Regions from separate parts of the Homo sapiens genome. Here region 1 is linked to region 2. Evidence: chromatin loops called from intact Hi-C (ENCODE). Cell type or tissue: MCF 10A. All regions are shown on one strand. Each heading gives the region's core, and the rest is flanking DNA. Links, peaks and the distances in the headings are about the cores only.

Region 1 (10,076 bases), core at 4,496-6,995, 80 kb after region 2:
ATTTGGAAGGCATTGGGAAAATAGAGTGGTGTTTTGGGGGTAGGGTGATAGGAGCAGAAGAGACTCTGTTGGACTCTGGGCTAGCAGATTCCTTGCCAAACAATGGCCTTATAGAGGTGTTAGTAGGTAATAATTCACTCAGCTAGTCAGCAAATATTTATTGAGCACATAGTGTATGCTAGAGATTGTAACGCATCCAAAAATCAATGCCCCACATTTCTTGCCTTTTTTTTTTTTTTTTTTTGAGACGGAGTCTCGCTCTTGTCACCCAGGCTGGAGTACAGTGGCTCAATCTCAGCTCACTGCACCCTCCACCTCCCAGGTTCAAGTGATTCTCCTGCCTCAGCTTTCTGAGTAGCTGGGATTACAGGCATGTGCCACCATGCCCAGCTAATTTTTTGTATTTTTAGTAGAAACGGGGTTTCGCCATGTTGGCCAGGATGGTCTCGAACTCCTGACTTCAGGGGATCCGCCCACCTCGACCTCCCAAAGTGTTGGGATTATAGGTGTGAGCCACCGTGTCCGGCCATTTCTTGCTCTTAAAGAATTCGTCCTCTGGGAGAGAAAAGTCAATCTGCGCATGTCTGGCAATGACACAGGACCAGGGCTGCTGTAGTTGAGGGTGTACTAGGTGCTACCAGAGGATGCCCAGTATTGGGTAACATTTATTGAGTGCACATGGATGCCAGGTGCTAACCTAGAGGATTCATGTGTCCTCTCCTTTAATCTAACCACCTTGTGCAATGGGTACTATTGGCCAGATAAGAAAACTGAGGCACCTTGAGGTTAGGTGGATCATGAGTTAATAACCAGTGTATTGGTCAGGATTCTCTAGAAAAAACAGAACCAATAGAATATACAGTCGGTCCTCCATATCCGTGGGTTCCACATCTGTGGATTCAACTAACCTCAGTCTGAAAAATATTAAAAACAACATAAAAAGATGTTATGTCTGTACTGAACATGTACAGATTTTTTTTCTTGTCATTATTCTCTAGATGATATAATCTAATAAATGTTTACATTGTCTTGGGTATCATAAGTCATCTGGAGATGATTTAAAGTATAGGGGAGGATGTGCTGTGCAGAGGTTATTTGCATATATGATGTCATTTTATAATCAGGGACTTGAGCATCTGTGGATTTGGGTATCGGCAGGAGGTCCTGGAGCCAATCTGCCCTGTGGATATTGAGAGATGGTGTCTATTTATATATATATATATACACACACATACACACACACACACACACACACACACACACATATATATACACGCACACACACACTATATTAAAATAACCCCACCTCTACTAAAAGATACAAAAAAATTAGCTGGGCATGGTGGCATGCGCCTGTAGTCCCAGCTACTCAGGAGGCTGAGGCAGGAGAATTGCTTGAACCCGGGAGGCGGAGGCTGAAGTGAGCCGAGATCGCGCCACTGCACTCCAGCCTGGGCAACAAGAAGGAAACTCCATCTCAAAAAAAAAGAAACAAAACACTACCAGCACCCTGGAAAGCACCCCCAGTCTCTATGCTCCACCACCCCCATCCCCAGCTCCCAGGGCCTCTGCCACGCGGGCTTCTTTTTTTTTTTGAGACAGAGTCTCGCTCTGTCACCCAGGCTGGAGCACAATCTCAGCACAATCTCACCTCACCGCAACCTCTGCCTCCTGGGTTCAAGCAATTCTCTGGCCTCAGCCTCCTGAGTAGCTGGGATTATAGGCTCGCGCCACCACACCCAGCTATTTTTTTGTATCTTTAGTAAAGACGGGATTTCACTATGTTGGCCAGTCTGGTCTCGAACTCCTGACCTTGTGATCCAGTTGCCTTGGCCTCCCAAAGTGCTGGGATTACAGGCGTGAGCCACTGTGCCCAGCCCCTTGCAGGCTTCTGACAGCACAGATGGTTTTGCCCGCTTTCCTACTCTGTGGGCTCATCCACCTCATATGTGTGTGCTGCCTCCGTGTTGCTTCTGCTAAGTGGCAGTCTGGTCATTCTTTGTATTTGTCCTTTCTACTGTGGATGGGCCTTTGGGGGTTTCTAACTGTGGGCCATGATGTGCAGTGTTGCCTGTGAACATTCTGGCCCATGTTCGTGAATGTGAATGCGTATCTCTATTGGACCTGGGCCTGGGAGTGGGATTGCTGGGCCAGAGGGGATGCACGTGTTCAGCTTGAGGAGATACCGCCGTGCCGCACAGCTTTCCAAAGTGGTTGTGCCAATTCACGCCTCACCTCCCCCAGCCACGCAGAAGAGTTCCAGTTGCCCCATATCTTCACCAGCACTTTGGGTTTTCCATCCTTTTCATTTTAGCCATTCTGACAGGCACACAGTGGCGTGACATTGTGCTTTTAAGTGGCACTTCACGGAAGAGTCTTGACCAACGCCATGGTGTGATGGGACGCCCCCAGCTCACCACGTCTCCCCTGTTTCTTACAGGCCGGGTGCTCGTCCACTGCCGGGAAGGTTATAGCCGCTCCCCAACGCTAGTTATCGCCTACCTCATGATGCGGCAGAAGATGGACGTCAAGTCTGCCCTGAGCATCGTGAGGCAGAACCGTGAGATCGGCCCCAACGATGGCTTCCTGGCCCAGCTCTGCCAGCTCAATGACAGACTAGCCAAGGAGGGGAAGTTGAAACCCTAGGGCACCCCCACCACCTCTGCTCGAGAGGTCCGTGGGGGAGGCCGTGGGCAAAGGTGTCCCGAGCTGCCATGTTTAGGAAACACACTGTACCCTGCTCCCAGCATCACAAGGCACTTGTCTACAAGTGTGTCCCAACACAGTCCTGGGCCACTTTCCCCACCCTGGGGAGCACATAAAGAAGCTTGCCAAGGGGGGCGTCCTTGCTCCCCAGTTGTCCTGTTTCTGTAACTTATGATGTCTTTTCCCTGAGATGGGGGCTCAGAGGGGGAAGGCCTGTGGCCTGCATGCTTCCCGATGGCCCACGGCAGGAGGTGTGTGGAAGTGTAAGGCCTAAGATGCTCACAGAGGTCCCTCATGACCTCCCTTCCCCAACTCCCGAATCCTCTCTTGAGTGTGGACCTCAACACCTTGAGCCCTAGTAAAGGAACTATGCAAATGCAGGCCACTCTCCCCACCACGTCTGTGCCCTGCACTGTCCCCACAGCCTTCCACACCCTGTGCATAGGCAGCCCTCTCACGTCTTGAGGTCCGAAGCTGGGGTGGGGGTGTCCGTCAGTTATTAGTGGATGGAGATTCCCACAGCAAGGCTGCATTTGAATGATTTCCTTAGGATGAATGGTCCCTACACAAAGAGGCCTTGTGGGCAAACCTGGAGAACCCTCCTAAATCCATAGAGTTTTCAAAATGTGAATCTTTGGAAGCCTTGAGTTCAGAATCTGCTGCTCTGGAATATTTCCCTTCGATCTTATCTCAGTCACTTCGTTTTTGAGAAGAGTGATGCCTTGGGCATGCTTTTTTTTTTTTCTTTTTTAGAAAACAGGGAGTTGAAGTCCAACCTATTTAAAAACCCCACCATTTGGAGAATTACAAGGGTTTTGTCCTGAATTGTAGTGTTGGCAAGCCCAAGCCACTCGTGCTAACTGCTTTTTGTCTCGGTTGCTATTCCAAGAACAGAAGGAGGAAGTTGGCCAATTACAGCGTGTGTGCATGGATGTGTGTGGGGGGCGTGCCTCTCAGAAACGCGGCCAGAAGACAAGCAGGGAAGTGAAAGGTCCCAGGCACACACCCTGCCCATTGCAGGTGGCTCTTACAGCTCTCTGGTGCCAGCACGGGATCCCTGAAGTGACTCAGCCAGGCAGACATGAGACATGGCGGAGTGTCCAAATGGATCCTTTATTGGTGGTAGAGCAAAAAAACCCAAACACGATAAACCTTTCAAAAGACTTTCTAAGGATGATATTGGAATGCACCAGCCCTCACATGTGTATGCACATTTGCCAGAATATAAGAGTTTTGTTTTAAATACAGTCTTGTTAGGATTTTACGTTATTGTTATTATGGAAAGTGATTGTGATGCTATTTATCTTCAGGGTCACTCTGGGCAAAGAGAAGGTCCTCAGCCATGCCCCCAGCACCTTGCACATAGGTGTCTGATAAAAGTTTAAGAAAGTAAACACTTTTTGAGCACCAAATATATATAGGGCATTGTTCTGGTGGGTGTGTCACGCTCCCAGAAGACTGAATTCATGGTAGGATCACTCGCAAGGCCTTGTGAAGGAGTCTTACCTAAAACGAAAGAAATATCAGGGACTTTTGTTGACTATTTACAACTCAGTTTTACATTTAAATTCAGGCAGTGTTAATATGCCAAGGTAGGGAATGTGCCTTTTTCAGAGTTGGCCAGGAGCTCCTGGCTGGGACACGGAGAGGCAGGTGTGGCGTAAGGCCTCACTCCCGGCTGGGAAGGTCTCTGATCACACAGAAGCAGCCCTGCCCAGCCTGGTCATTTGCTGTCCGCTTTTCTCTGTGACCACAGCAGCCCTGAACAACCAGTATGTGTCTTCTTCTCCAGATAGTGAAAAAGGTGTCCAGATAAACCCACCTAAGTGAAATGGCCATCCTCTAAACTGGGTACCTCACTGCACAGCTTCTAGGTAGCCTTCCAACTTAATCTAACTTGAGCCTCACAGTAACCCTGTAAAGTTAGTAGAGCTTGTTCTTGTATTGTGACCTTTTTTAAAAAAAAGGAACTGAGGTTCAGAATGATTAAGGGCCTGGCCCCCAGGGTTGTCCAGCTCCATAAGGTGGAGCTGGGCAAGATTTTGGGTTTGCTGCTCCCTGAAGCTGGATTCTTTCATACGATACTCTTTCTCAAGAAGGGGGCTCCCTGGGATCTCCAGGTGTACTGCACTTACCCTCAATCCAGCCCCGGAGAAGCAAGTGAAAAGGGTGGGTCCCTCATAGGCTAGAATGTGCAGCTCTTTCTCCAGGTGGGATGTAGCACCCCGAAGTAGAGCTTTCTGCTCTGCTCCTGGAAAAGGCTAGGGAGCTGGGGCTGGGGCTCCCCTCCCATGACCAGGCAGTGGTCACCCCATGGGACAGGCACAGCTACTTACGCGAACACAGCAGGTTGGTGTGGCTGGCTAACTAGGACCTCTCGAAAGTCTCTGTGGGGGCATGAGGGAGAAAAGGCCATTGGGAGAATTACTGCCTTTACTTTGGGACTACTTTTATGCTGATAACTTGGGATTTCTTGATAGTCCTTCACCCCTGAAACCCCGTATTTACTTAACAAGATTTAGCTCTTAGTTCTTCAAGTAAAATTAAAGTCTCTTGTGTAAGAGCCAACACATGCCCAGCTGCGGATGGGAGCTGTTCCTGGACAGCCTTCTACTGCCTGGGAAGTGATGGAACAGGAACTCAGGGTGCCCTTACCCCCTCCCCAGACCTGTTCCCTTTCTTTGACTGACAGAGCACCATCCAGGCAAAATTAGAGCGCCAAATGGTTTTCTTCTCAATCTTAAAGCAGTATACCTTTCCACAGGCTCGTCTGTGTCCCTGCCACTCTGAGTTATCCAGAAACCACCACCTACAAATGAGGGGACTCATCTAGAAGACCTCTAAGGTCCCCTTTTGGCTCTGAGGGGTCTCTAATAATCCCCACTTGGAATTCAGCACCGCAAGGAAATTATGGGTATGTGAGCCATAATATGATGGGCAGCAGGTGGCGCTGCCTTCCACCCATGGTGATGGATGGTTTGGAAAGGGAATGTTGGTGCCTTTTGTGCCACAAGTTAAGATGCTACTGTTTTAAAGGAAAAAAAAAAAAAAAAGTACTGATCTTCAATATGAAGACATGAGCTTTTCTCGCAGGAAATTTTCTTTTTCACAGAACTGGTGTCAGGAATCACTGAAGGGCTAACCGTGATAGTCCTTGCAAGTAAGTCAAGGTTTTATCCTGATTGGAAATAGAAGACATTTCCGGTTGAGAGAACAGATTCGTTGGAAGCTTAACTTTTGTTGCCTCTTAACGCCACCAAATTTTAGGGTAATTTGATTATGAAAGAGTGAATTTTTCTGGACAGAAAAGGGAGAGCTACCAAATTGTTTTTTTCTTTTTAAAAGGAAGTTTAATGTCCGTTGTATCACAAATCAGTGTTAAAACACCAGAACTTTAGCCAAAATAAATGTCTTACATTACAAAGGTATTGTTTTTTTGTCCTTCTTATCACAGTTGGTATTCTTTTACGTTTTTATGCTTAGCTTTTTTTGTTTGGGCTTAGCTTTTATATTTGCGATTTCTAACTTTTTAAAAATAATCATCTAAAACATAGCCGTTCTGAGCTAGTTATAGGTTCCATGATGGCACTGTTTATGCAGTAGATATTGATGAACACCTTTCCAGTACCAGAAATGTTCTGGTAGGAATATTCTTAGGTAGAATGGCCATAATGGTCCTGAATGAAGGAGGTAAGGTTTGTGCTTCTAAGAAAGCAGGGGACTAGGGTGTTCATCTCAAGGTAGCCTCACGTGATGACTGGGTGACATTTTGAGATTTGAGTGATCCTGCAAATGAACAGTCCCTAAACATATCCCCTTCCCCCAGATGCCTTAAATTCCACTATTGGTGCTATGTTCCTTTGAATAAAAAACCTTAGAGAAAGTAGTTGCCTTTTCCTCCCAGACAGAAGTCTGGGCAGAGAAAGCCTCTCGAGGTTCCCATTCCCTCTATCACATGAAGCAATTGGACTCGCTTCCTGTTTGTCAAGACTCTGACAATGTAATCTTTATGGTTCTACACAAAATCTTAAGGCAGAGCACTAAAATATAAAACAGGTAAAAGTTTTTAAGTATAATTTTTAAAAAATTTTTCATTAAAAATAATACTATATGTACATAGTAATACACTTAAACAATGCAAAAGGCTTATACGGAAAAGTGAGTCACTTGCTCCTTCAATCTGTCTCCCCATAAGCATCATATCCTTAAAGGAAAATGTCAAGCATATATAAGCACACATATGTGCATACGTGTGTATATACAGAGATATCTCTGCTTTGTTGTTTGTTTTGCTTAGCTTATATTATGGTTATTGTTTTTATTGTTCTACCCCCTTCATCTTAACAGCTACATAGCATTCCATTGTGTATGGATGTGTAAATAAAGACAAGGTGATTTGGACATCCCTCAATGCAGGGTACTGCCTAAAAGCAGAAGTTTGCCCTCCTAATCCAGATATTTCCTTTTTACCACCTACAAGTGGGAGCAAAATCTGTTTTAAAATGCAGCCAATAAGGAGAATCCTCAGTTTCCATTAATTAGAGATAGGGGCCTCCTCCAGAACCAAGTAGAGAATGAAACCGGATGACCTTTGAGAGTCCTTCCAGATCAAAGATTCTATGATCCCAAGGAGTCAAAGGAGCATAATATACTTTCCAAATTTGGCCTGTCATTCAAAGTCTGGTCCAAATGCCACATCTTACCATAAGGATCCCAGATCCTCCCCAGGGGAAAGAGATTGTTCTCTCCTTTGAAGGCCCATAAGAAAATTGTCCTTTTGAAAAAATGCATCTGGTGAGGATGTGGAACAACAGGAACTCTTTGTTTCAGTGGGGAATGCAAAATGGTACAGCCACTTTGGAGGACAGTTTGCAGTTTAGTTTCTTGCAAAACTACACATACTTTTATTGCACAATCCAGCAGTCATGCTCCTTGGTATTTATTCAAATGATTTGAAAACTTAACGTTCGTATAAAAACCTGCACACAGCTGGGCATGGTGGCTCATGCCTGTAATCCCAGCACTTTGGGAGGCTGAGGTGGGCAGATCACTTGAGGTTAGGAGTTTGAGACCATACTGGCCAACATGGGGAAACCCCTTCTCTACTAAAAATACAAAAATTAGCCAGGTGTGGTGGTGCTCACCTGTAATCCCACCTACTCGGGAGGCTGAGCCAGGAGAATCACTTGAACCCAGGAGGCGGAGGTTGCAGTGAGCTGAGATCACGGCACTGCACCCCAGCCTGGGAGACAGAGTAAGACTCCGTCTTAAGACAAAACAAAACAAAAAACCTGTACAAAATGTTTATACCACCTCTATTAATAATTGCCAGAGCTTGAAAGCAACCAAGATGTCCTTCAGTAGATGACAGTAGGTGACTAGATAAACCGTGATACATCAAGACGATGGAGTATTACTCAGTGCTAAAAAAAAAAAATAAGCTGTTCATGCCATGAAAAGACATGGAGGAACCCCAAATGAATATTACTAACTGAAAGAAGCCAATCTGAAAAGACTATGTATGGGTATATTCCAACTCTATATGACATCCTGGAAAAGGCAAAAATAAAGGTACAGTAAAAAGATCAGTGGTTGCCAGGGGTTGGGGAAAGTCGGGGAGGGATGAATAGGCAGAGCAGATAGTTTTTTTGGACAATGAAAATACTGCCCATCTGTATGATACTATAATGGTAGATGTATGTCATTATACATTTGTCCAAAGCCATAGGATGTACAACACTAGTGCTGTGATGTAAACCATGGACTTCAGGTGATAATGATGTGTCATGTAGGCTCATCAATCATAGCAAATGCACCACTCTGGTGGCGGGATGTTGATAACGGGGGCAGCTGTACATGTGTGGGCACAGGACATAAATGAGAAATCTCTGTACCATCCACTCAGTTTTGCTGTGAACCTAAAAGTGCTCCAGAAAAAAAATAAAGTTTTTTTTAGAAAAAAGCATCTGAACCTTTTTTTCAGTGGCATTGATCACCTTCCATCTGGTAGTGGAGTTGTTTGGATGCGGAAATTATTTCTTCCATGGTATGCGAGCTCCTGGAGAGGGAGTGCGTGTCCCCCTTGCTTTATTAAACGTTTGGCGAGTGAACATCGGAAGAAGCAACTCGACAGAAACAAAAGCTGGTAAATAATCACATGGAAAAGCAGCTTTTCTGGAAATTAAGTTTCAACTGTTAAATTCAATGTTTAAAAAAATCGGCTGGGTGCGGTGGCTCCCGCCTGCAATCCCAGCACTTTATGGGATTGTGGGAACACCTGATGTCAGGAGTTCAAGACCAGCCTGGCCGACATGGCGAAACCCCATCTCTACAAAACAAATAAAAAAAATGCAAAAATTAGCTGGGTGTGGTGGCGGGAGTCTGTAGTCCTAGCTACTCGGGAGGCTGAGGCAGGAGAACTGCTTGAACCCAGGAGGTGGAGGTTATATGAGCCAAGATCACACCACTGCACTCCCGCCTGGGTGACAGAGCGAGACTCTGTCTCAAAAAAAAAAAAAAAAAAAAAAAAAAAAATCAACATCCCAAACCCAGTGTTGACAGTCTTATTTATGGGTTGAACTGCATTCCTCCCAAATGCATATATTGAAGTCCTAAGTCACAGTACCTGAGAATGTGACCTTATTTGGAAATAGGGCTATTACAGATGTAACTCGTTAAGATGAGGTCATTAGGCTGGGCCTAATCTAATATGCCTGACCTCCTTAGAAAAAAGGGAAAATTCGAACACAGAGAGAACACCATGTGAAGATGAAGGCAGGGATTGGGGGTGACACTTCTGCAAGCCAGTGAATGCCACAGCTTGTCAGCAGCCAGCAGAAGGCAGGTAAAAGGCCTTCCTCGCTGTCCTCGAAGGAACCAACTCTGCCAATGTCTTGAACTTGCACTCCTAACCTCCAGCTCTGTGAGACGACTTCTGTTGTTTATGCCACCCAATTTGTGGTACTTAGTTACGGCAGCCTCATCAAAGTACCACCTATGGGAGCCTCTATTTTGCAGGTGAGGGCGGGGACTGGGCTTTTTCTGGAAAACAGCCCTGCAATACCCTCATCAGACCACCAAACTCTTCACACTCCCTCAGACACAGCATTCACTTCCAGAAATAACTCTAAAGTTTTGTTTTGTTTTTTTAAACTTTGTGGAATACTACTCAGCCAAAAAAAAAAAAAAGAAAAGAAAAAGGAACATGTTACTGATATGTACAACTTGGATAATGGAAATAATGCTGAGTGAAAAAAAAATCCCCAAAGGCTACATACTAATTGATTCCATTTATATAACCTTTTTTTTTTTTTTTGAGACAGTCTCACTCTGTCACCCAGGCTGGAGCACAGTGGCGCGATCTCAGCTCA
Region 2 (10,076 bases), core at 3,945-6,444:
GCTGACTGTGTGCCATCCTGGACTCTCCCTCTTTCTCCACCACTTTCTCTTCTACAGATTGAGTATCCCCTATCCAAAAATGCTTGGGAACAGAAGTGTTTCAGATTTCAGAATATTTGCATTATATCTGCCGATTCAGCATCCCTAATCCAGGAATCTGAAATCCAAAATGCCCCAGTGAGCATTTCCTTTGTGTGTGTGATGCTGGCACACAAAAAGTTTCGGACTTTGGAGTATTTTGCATTTTTGGATTAGGGATACTCAATCTGTAACACTAGGTCAGTTTATTCTTGGATTTTTCTAAGTAGATGATCAAATCTTTTGCAAATACAGAGTATTTATCTTTTCCTTTCCAACATTTATACTTCTTCTTCTTTTTTTTTTTTTTTTTTTTTTTGAGACTGAGTCTGGCTCTGTTGACCAGGCTGGAGTGCAGTGGCACGATCTTGGCTCACTGCAACCTCCGCCTCCCGGGTTGAAGCAATTCTCTGCCTCAGCCTCCTGAGTAGCTGGGATTACAGGCACCTGCCACTATGCCCGGCTAATTTTTATATTTTTAGTAGAGACGGGGTTTCACCATTTTGGCCAGGCTGGTCTTGAACTCCTGACCTCGTGATCCACCCGCCTTGACCTCCCAAAGTGCTGGGATTACAGGCGTGAGCCACCATGCCGGGACTTATACTTCTTAATCTTGCATATTTCATTGCCTAGGGCCTTCAGGCAAAGATGAATAAAAGAAAATGATAGTAGGCTGGCTGGGCACAGTGGCTTCTGCCAGTAATCTCAGCACTTTGAGAGGCTGAGGCAGGCAGATGGCTTGAGTCCAGAAGTTTGAGACCAGACAGGCCAATATGGCGAAACCACATCTTAAAAAAAAAACAAAAAACCAAAATGTAGCCAGGCATAGTGACTTGTGCCTGTGGTCCCAGCTACTCTGGAGGCTGAGGTAGGAGGATTACTTGAGCCTGGGAGGCAGAGGTTGTAATGAGCCAAGATTGTGTCACTGCACTCCCGTCTGGATGACAGAGTGAGACCCCATCTCAGAAAAATGAATGAATGAATGAATGAATGAATGAATAAAAATAAATAAATAAAAAGAAAAGAAATGATAGTGGCTACATTTGTCTTTTTCTGACTTTCTTAGAAATTCTTCTCATGGTTCACCATACTCAATGGTGTGCTGGAGATGGCTCGCACTGACTCACAAGAGCTCACTGTTAACTTTTCAGGAGTTGGTGAGATCGTGTTAAACTGTCGATGGCTGGAAATTGGCCATGGGAATTGGACCACAGAAATGGACACCACAGAAATTGGAAAACACCACAAAATGACAGCATCCCCAGCCTGTTAAACATTTACCAGCACATCACTGTCGTCAGTCTTCTTCATTTTCAACATCCCAACTGCCATCAGAGAGAGGCCAATAGAGTCCGATATAGGACGATAATATAGCAATACACATGTCATACACAAATAAAGAATTACAAATGAGGGTAAACCTAAAACACAAGCGAACTTGATCATAACTGGTAGAAATGACATGTGAACACTGATAAGAATTGGAAGAGATAAGAGAATCTTGTAAATAATGAAGAACAGATTCAATGTGGTTCGATGCTGCTGCTATTTGGCAAGTTTAACTTTATTTCCTCAAATTAAAGATCCATGGATAAAGGAATAAAAAAAAAATAGGGGCTATGGTGGTAGGGATGGGCCTGGGATTGGGATAGGTCCCAGCTATGGGGCTAGGAGAGGAATAAAGCAGACATCAAAGCTGGAAACGACTTGTGTTTGAATCCCAGTTCCATCACTTCCTGCTGTGAGATCTTGGGCAAATCACTTAGTCTCTTGGAGCCTCAGTCCCTCATCCGTGAAATGGGGATACAAAGATGTACCTCGCCCACACTGGCCAGCAGACCAAGGCTCCCACTCCCCTGGGCCCTCTCTGGCTTCTTTCTCCTTAGCTCAGCAGGTCCACTTGGGGTTCTGGGCTCCCAGAGAGGTGCTTTATCCCCTACCCAGGCCCCATAGCTCCAGCCCCGGCCCCCTAGTGTCCCTGCATTTAACGATCCCTCCTTCAGGCATCCTACCCAGAGGCTGGTTCCCAGGCACTCTAGCACCTGTGGCTGGACTTCAATATCTGGGGAGGTGGAGGCCAGGAGGGGAGAGTTGAGGGCACAAGCAGGGCGAGGCCAGCATGTCCAGGGTGATGCTGTGGGCTGGGTCTGGAATGCAGCAATGGTTGGCCCAGCCTCGGGAGGCCTCAGGAATATCTCTGACACCAGGCGAGGAGTCTTCTTTATCCCCTGATATGTCTATCTTGTACCCAGCCTATGGAAATCTCCCTCCAGCACACCTGGGCAGAAAGGAAAGGCGCCGAGCCCAGCCCTGGACAGATCTGGGTCCGGTCCTGCTCTGACATCTACTACTGGTGTGACCTCGGGCAGCAAGAGTGAGACAATGGCCAAGACTCAGGCGGCTCCTTCTGTGCCCCAAGCCTTGCTCGGTGCTTGACCTGCATGATCTCCCTGAGGACTCAGTGCCCATAATGTTGGTACCAGGATTATGCCCCACCACCCCTCCCTCTTCCCTCTGCAGCTCCTGTCCCCAGCCTGGGGAAGGAGAGATATCTGTTACCTGGAAAGACGAACAGAGAGATCAGTAAAGACTCATCGGGGCCCCGTTTTTCGACCCCACACCAGTACTCCCCAGCGTCTTGCAGGGTGAGGTTCCACAGGGTCACAATGAGCGAGAGCTCCTGGCGGCTGTCACGGATGGACACCCTGCCCTTCATTGTCTCCTGGCCTTCTTCTTCTGCATAGATGGTGCCAGAGCAGCGAGAGAAGAGGATCCCACCCTTCCTGCACCAGTACTTCCGGTGGTCCCTCAGCTCTTCCCTGTAGGTGCACTGCAGGGACACAGTGTCCCCTTCGAACCCGCTGATTTCCTCTGGGCCCTCCAGGGCTTCATAACCTAAAATCAGAGCAGGAGTGGAGGTTGGAAAAACCAGGCTCCATGTACCAAGGTCAAGGCCAGAGCTTCCATTTTAGGAGGAAGAAGGAAGGCTTTTCTCAGTCATCCCTTCTGGGGACAGCCTTGGAAGAGCCATTACTAACCTCCCACGCTGGGGGAACTTGGGGCAGGGCTGTTGCTGTTTCCCTAACCCTGGCCCATTGAGGAATTGGGGTGCAGGGGTGGCGTTCTAGATTCAGATAGAATCTGACAGCCAGATAGCCAGCAGGGTTTCTGAGTGTTTTGTTTTGTTTTGTTTGTTTGTTTGTTTGTTTTTGAGATGGAGTCTCACTTTGCCGCCCAGGCTGGAGTGCAGTGGCCCGATGTCTGCTCACTGAAACTTCTGCCTCCCGGGTTCAGGTGATTCTCCTGCCTCAGCCTCCTGAGTACCTGGGACTACAGCCACGTGCTGCCATGCCCGGCTAATTTTTTGTATTTTTAGTAGAGACGGGGTTTCACCGTGTTAGCCAGGATGGTCTTGATCTCCTGACCTTGTGATCCGTCCGCCTCAGCCTCCCAAAGAGCTTGGATTACAGGCGTGAGCCACCGTGCCTGGTTTTGTTTTGTTTTTAGACAGGATCTCACTCTGTTGCCCAGGCTGGAGGGCAATGGTGCTCATGGCTCACTGTAGCCTTGACCTCTGGGGCTCAAGCGATCCTCCCACCTTAGCCTCCCACTAGCTAGGACTACAAGTGTGCACCACCATGCCTGGCTAATTTTGTTTGTTTGTTTGTTTGTTTGTTTGTAGAGATGGGGTCTCACTATTGCCAACTGAACAACTGACATCAGTTGTAGGATTTATCCTGATTTTAAGTGTTAGAAGGTAAAGAAAAAGAAAGCAAAAGAATTGATGAAACGTGATAATTCTTCATCTTTCAGGGTTGTGGGGAGAGGCATAGCCGAAATTCAACAAATATTTGCTGAGTTTAACAGGGCAACCAGATGGGGTGTCTTGTCCGCCTCCAGGCTTGGCACAGGGTAGAAAAATTAAGATTAGAGAGGCAAAGCAACTCTCACAGCCACATTGCCATGAGGGGAAACCCACAGGTCTGGAGAAAACCTGGCTCTAGGTTCCAGAAACAGCAAGTGCGGCCCCGGCGCCACCCCCACCTCCCCCCACCCCCAGCCCGCCCCGCTCCCCTAGGGCTGAGGAGGCTGAGGATAGGTGGGGTGGGGCTATCAGTCAGTCAAGAGGTCCTTTCCCTGCAGACCACAAGGGTGAGCCCCACATCCCTCCCGAGACCCTCTCCCCATCTCACCTGGGAGCAGCAGGCAACCCCATAGCAGGACCAGAAGCCGCATTCTGGGCGCTGGACACCGTGGGAGCAGACGCTGGGAACTGTGAGCTCCTCTTCAGTCACACGGGTCTTTAACTTTCTCTAGTCGCGTGAAACCAGGCCAAGGAAGCGAGGGGAGGGGCGTGTGGGTCATCCCTCCGCAGGCCCAGCCGGGGAGGCGCCTCTGCCTTCCCTTTTCTGAGCGCCCACGCGTGCCTACCCCAGGGCTCACCTTCCAGGACTGAAAACCCACACCAGAGTTTCTCCTAAACTCGTGCCCCTTCAAGGGGGCCTTAACCTGTGGTCCGTGCGCCCTAAGGGGTCTGTAAGTCGAATTCGCATGGGAAAAAGTTACATATTGACTTTCATCAACTTCTAATATTTAGCTTTTCCTCTTATTCAGAGTGTACTGTTAGCAGTACCTGCAACTTTGTTACCAATTACAATCACAGACACTGGCACATCAAGTTGTGGATATCTCGAAACGTCGTGTATACCCCTCACTGCTTGGAAAACAATGAGTTCCTAGACCTGCCCCTAGAGCTGGTTATTTACAATAATGAAACGGCTATTATTATATTACACATTTATAAAGAGTTTTAAGAATCATCTCACCAGTATTAGTTTTCTTTCCAGCATATATATTTTATTTATATATTTACCCGCCATTATACTGAGAGAGGGGTCCATAAACTTCACCAGACTGCCATGTGGTCAGTGGGACAGAAAGAAGCTTGCCCCTGGGGCAAGGCCCCTGGCCCCTCCTCCGCCCTTGCCTTTTGGAGGACGCAGTACTGCCCTTGGCCACGGGGCGGCGGTGCAGACGGGGCTGAGCAAAGCTGTAGGGCTGAGCTGGACCGGATTCCCTGGTGCCTTGGGCCTACAGCGCTGCAAGATAGGTCTCCTCCACGCCTGCGGAGTTGTTTTGGCATTTGAAAAAGTGAATTGGTGGTTTCTCCATCGCAGACTTGAATCCTCCTTGAAAGGACCAAAACAAACATGTACACTACTGGGAGCTCTGACACACTGGCTTCAAAAATGACTTTTTTTTTGGTTTGGTTGCAAAGTTCATACAGGTTGTAAGCAAAATTTTACACAATACAGAACGTAAAAAGGAAAGAAAGAAAAAAGGGAGTGCTTCTTGTAATTCCCCTTCTGCTTTAGAAAAGCACCATTAATATTTTGGCATATATCCTTCCAAATGTTCAGTTGGAATTTTACTGACTTGTCAGGTTAATATCTGAAGCATTAACTCAGTGGTTCTGGGAGGGAAGATTGTGTGTGTGTGAGTCTAGTAACGTGGGGAGAAGTGTTTTAATTTCACAATGACTGCGAAGCACTGCTGCCATTTAGTGGGCAGGGCCAGCTGTTCACGGTGGGGAAAACTGTTACCATGATCTCAGCCCCTGACTCTCTTTTACATGTACAGACTACAAAAGGTGATCTGTTTTTGCAGTTTTAAAAAAACACAGATTAAAAAATATTTATGGCCCAGCATGGTGGCTCACGCCTGTCATCCCAGCACTTTGGGAGGCTGAGGCGGGTGGATCACCTGAAGTCGGGAGTTTGAGACCAGCCTGACCAACATGGAGAAACCCAGTCTCTACTAAAAATATAAAATTAGCCAGGCATGGTGGTGTATGCCTGTAATCCCAGCTACTCAGGGAGGCTGAGGCAGGAGAATCGCTTGAACCCAGAAGGTGGAGGTTGTGGTGAGCTGAGATCACACCATTGCACTCCAGCCTAGGCAACAAGAGTGAAATTCTATCTAAAAAAAGAAAAAAAAGTATTTGTTTATTTACTTATTTTTGAGACAGGTCTCACTCTTGTTGCCCAAACTGGAGTGCAGTGGCGCCATCACAGCTCACTGCAGCCTCAAACTCCCAGGCTGAAGTGATCCTCCCACCTCAGCCTCCCAAGTAGCTGGCACTACAGGCGTGCACCACTGTTGCCTGGCTAATTTTTTATTTTTAGTAGAGACAGGGTCTTGTTATGTTGTCAGGCTTTTCTCAAACTCCTGGCTTCATGCGATCCTCCCACGTCGGCCTCCCAAAGTGCTGGGATTACAGGCACGAGCCACCATGCCCGGCCTTAAAGTAATACTTATTCTAGCATTTGATAGCATATCTTTGCTCTTCTATTTATTTATTTTTGTCCTTACACAGAATAATTTCTGATCCTCTACATTTCTTAAATTCAGACTTATTTATTATATGCAAGGACGAGCATCTGACACTTCATTATGCTTTCTAGTGTCATGGGACCTGAGCACTGACAGATTGAAATATGTGTTATTTGGTTATAAATTGCTTTCCTTTTATTTTTTCTCCCTAGTATAGCTCAGGCACTATAGTGTGATTTTAAAGAAGTAAGTGCTTGTGAAGGCATATTATTTATGATTGTCATTTTAGGAGAGTAAGCGAGGTGTTATTAAATGTTTATTTATATAAAGAGCATGTTGAGTGGATCCCTACCCTCTTCCTGCATATTTGAAGGTCCTTCCCCTCCATTTCCCAGCCCCACACCTAGCCCAGGAGGCTGGCTCAAGAACTCCATTAGAAACAGATTCACCAGACTGGGAAGTGGAGCAAGGGCTGGGGAGAAGGGTGAAAGTGAGGTGCTGGCATGAGCCTCGCACCTAGTTCCACCTTAGGCCACACTCTGGGGTAGATGGGGCCAACAGACAGACCTCCGTGGTGGGCTGGGGATCTGAGAAGAGAGGATATTTTTGTCCTGCTTCCCACCAGAAGCATGGGGAGGTGCCCCACCATCACTGCACCTGGGAGAGGCAATGAGGCACAAGGGCTCCTGGACAGGTCACTGGGCTCGTGACAGCCTCATCACATCCTCAGGAAGGCCTCTGTGTGCCCAAGAGGTACAGTGGCAGGGATGAGGGGACTGAGCTGCTTGGTCTTCGATGGCCACCCTGGTCCAATTCCTCTCGGTTTGGACTTGGACTAAATCACTTCAGCTGCTCCAAGAGGGTCACTTGCTCCTCTTAGATCAAGGTTTCCCCAACCTCAGTACTGTTGACATTTTAAGTTAGATAATTCTTTGTTGTGGGAGACTGTCCTGTGAATTATAGGATGTTTAGCAGCATCTCCAGCTGTACCCCCTAGATGCCAGTAGTCCCTTCCCAGTTGTGATAATCAAAAATGTCTCCAGGCTGGGTGAGGTGGCTCATGCTTATAATCCCAGCACTTTGGGAGGCCAAGGTGAGTGGATCACTTGAGCCCAGGAGTTTGAGACCAGCCTGGGCAACATGACAAAACCCCGTCTCTGCAAAAAATACAGAAAATTAGCCAAGCATGGCAGTGTGCACCTGTGGTCCCAGCTACACACAGGCTGAGGTGACAGAATCACCTGAGCATGGGAGGTCGAGGCTGTAGTGAGTCGAGATCCCATCACTGCACGCCAGCCTGGGTGATGGGAGTGAGACCTTGTCTCAAAAAAAAAAAAAAAAAAAAAAAGGCCGGGCGCAGTGGCTCACGCCTGTAATCCCAGCACTTTGGGAGGCCGGGGTGGGCGGATCACAAGGTCAGGAGATCGAGACCATCCTGGCTAACACGGTGAAACCCCGTCTCTAAAAAAATAAAATACAAAAAAATTAGCTGGGCATGGTGGCGGGCACCTGTAGTCCCAGCTACTCGGGAGGCTGAGGCAGGAGAATGGCGTGAACCCGGGAGGTGGAGCTTGCAGTCAGCTGAGATCACGCCACTGCACTCCAGCCTGGGTGACAGAGCAAGACTCTGTCTCAAAAAAAAAAAAAAAAAAAAAGCCTCCAGGCATTGTCAAACATCCCACTGAGAGGCAAAAATACCCTGGGTTGAGAACTGCTGTCTTAGATGATGAATAACTGTGGAACAAATAAGTGCACTTTTGTGTAAGTTATGTTTATTGTTTATGTAGGTCAGGGTGTTCCATCTTTTGGCTTCCCTGGGCCAAGAAGAAGAATTGTCTTGGACCACACATAAAATACAGTAACACCAGTGATAGCTGATGAGTTAAAAAAATAATCTCATAATGTTTTAAGAAAGCTTACGAGTTTGTTTGGGGCTTCATTTAAAGCCATCCTGGCTGCATGCAGCCCGTGGGCCGCGGGTGGATAAGCTTGATGCAGGCATAGTAACACGGTTTTGGAAACAGGACAGTGGGCAGAACCTAATGCTGAACCCCAGAATCAGGTAAAACTGCGTCCTTCTTTCCTCAGTGGAGCTGGGCCATCCTCGTAATACTCAGGGTGAGGTGTGGTGTATCAGTTTAGAACACACACTTTTTGCAGGTGGGCCAGCTCACCAGAGAAAAGGAAGAAGAGAGCCGGGTTACACACGCCTTGTTCCTCCTTCAACATTCATCAATCAAATCAGCAGAGGCATGGAGAAAGGCGTGGAGAGGTGTAGAGAGAGGCGTGGAGAGGCGTGGAGAGAGGCGTGGAGAGGCGTGGAGAGAGGCGTGGAGAGGCGTGGAGAGAGGCGTGGAGAGGCGTGGAGAGAGGCGTGGAGAGGCGTGGAGAGAGGCGTGGAGAGAGGCGTGGAGAGGCGTGGAGAGAGGCGTGGAGAGGCGTGGAGAGAGGCGGGGAGAGGCGTGGAGAGAGGCGTGGAGAGGCGTGGAGAGAGGCGTGGAGAGGCGTGGAGAGGCGTGGAGAGAGGCGTGGAGAGGCGTGGAGAGAGGCGTGGAGAGGCGTGGAGAGAGGCGTGGAGAGGCGTGGAGAGAGGGGTGGAGAGGCGTAGAGAGAGGCGTGGAGAGGCGTGGAGAGAGGCGGGGAGAGGCGTGGAGAGGCGTGGAGAGGCGTGGAGAGAGGCGTGGAGAGGCGTGGAGAGGCGTAGAGAGAGGCGTGGAGAGGCGTGGAGAGAGGCGTGGAGAGGCGTGGAGAGAGGCGTGGAGAGGCATGGAGAGGCGTAGAGAGAGGTGTGGAGAGGCGTAGAGAGAGGCGTGGAGAGAGACTAAGAGTTTTGTGCCAGTGGGGTTCTCTGCTCATGGAAGGAAACATCAGGAGTGGGGAAGACGTGTCCCCGGCAAAGACAAATGAGCCACAAGACAGGAAGATTTGGATTCCTGAGCTACCACTTGGAAGACAGCTGCCCTGGACAGCCACCAAGCGTGCGGCGGACTTGGAATGAGCAAGAGATAGACTTTTCTGTGTTTAGCCACGGAGATCTTGCAGTTTGCTAGTTGCTGTAGCACAGTGTAGACCACCACCATGCTTTTTGTTTTCCGTCATACATTCATCCTCTAGTCTCCTCGCAGCTTCCCTACCCTAGCTGGTTGCAAACTCGATTTTTCAACTTTCTCCATCAAACAAATCTGAAAACTCCCTTTCAATTTTTTTTTTTTTTTTTTTTTTTTTTTGAGACAGCAGGCGCGATCTCGGCTCACTGCAACCTCCACCTCCTGGGTCCAAGCGATTCTCGTGCCTCAGCCTCCTGAGTAGCTGGAATTACAGGCACGTGCCACCATGCCCAGCTCATTTTCTGGTATTTTTAGTAGAGACAGGGTTTCACCATGTTGGCCAAGCTGGTCTCAAACTCCTGACCTCAAATGATCTGCCTGCTTCGGTCTCCCAAAGTGCTGGGATTACAGGTGTGAGCCACCGCACCCGGCCCCTTTCAAATTTTTTATGTTAACCAATTACTTCGGGGAATGACAGGGAAAATGATGGAGGAGGGCAGTAATGGGAGACTGGTAATGCCTCAGGAGCTCAATCAGTAAATGCCCACGTTTACTGATAGGTAAATTTCAAATCTTCTCAGAAACTTTGAAGGCTAACTGCAATGTGTTATCTTGGAC

Evidence for each region. A loop is a pair of places that touch in the nucleus more often than their neighbours do. Peaks named below come from ENCODE experiments on the same cell type or tissue, not always from the same donor. Only the 100,000 strongest peaks of a DNase experiment are listed, where the experiment ranks them.
Region 1: a loop joins it to region 2, with 14 times the contacts of the local background. A loop is called at or near these places in 41 of 110 quality-filtered maps.

What each region holds. Positions count from the first base shown.
Region 1 is chr17:43,762,179-43,772,254 of GRCh38, reverse strand. It overlaps DUSP3 (dual specificity phosphatase 3), which reads left to right. Exons shown (of 3, transcript NM_004090.4): 3 at 2,441-6,130. The coding sequence ends at 2,646. Among named protein-coding and RNA genes, the nearest start is that of SOST, 8.4 kb to the right of the region's middle. In MCF 10A, for the core only: a CTCF peak has its summit at 5,653 (motif pointing right); a DNase peak (open chromatin) is centred at 5,654.
Region 2 is chr17:43,841,455-43,851,530 of GRCh38, reverse strand. It overlaps CD300LG (CD300 molecule like family member g), which reads right to left and starts at 4,355. Exons shown (of 7, transcript NM_145273.4): 1 at 4,272-4,355; 2 at 2,638-2,973. The coding sequence starts at 4,314. It overlaps LOC107984979 (a long non-coding RNA gene), which reads right to left. Exons shown (of 3, transcript XR_001753057.2): 3 at 5,056-5,267. It overlaps LOC107985077 (a long non-coding RNA gene), which reads left to right. Exons shown (of 2, transcript XR_001752896.2): 2 at 1,230-1,781. In MCF 10A, for the core only: a CTCF peak has its summit at 5,094 (motif pointing right); a DNase peak (open chromatin) is centred at 5,130.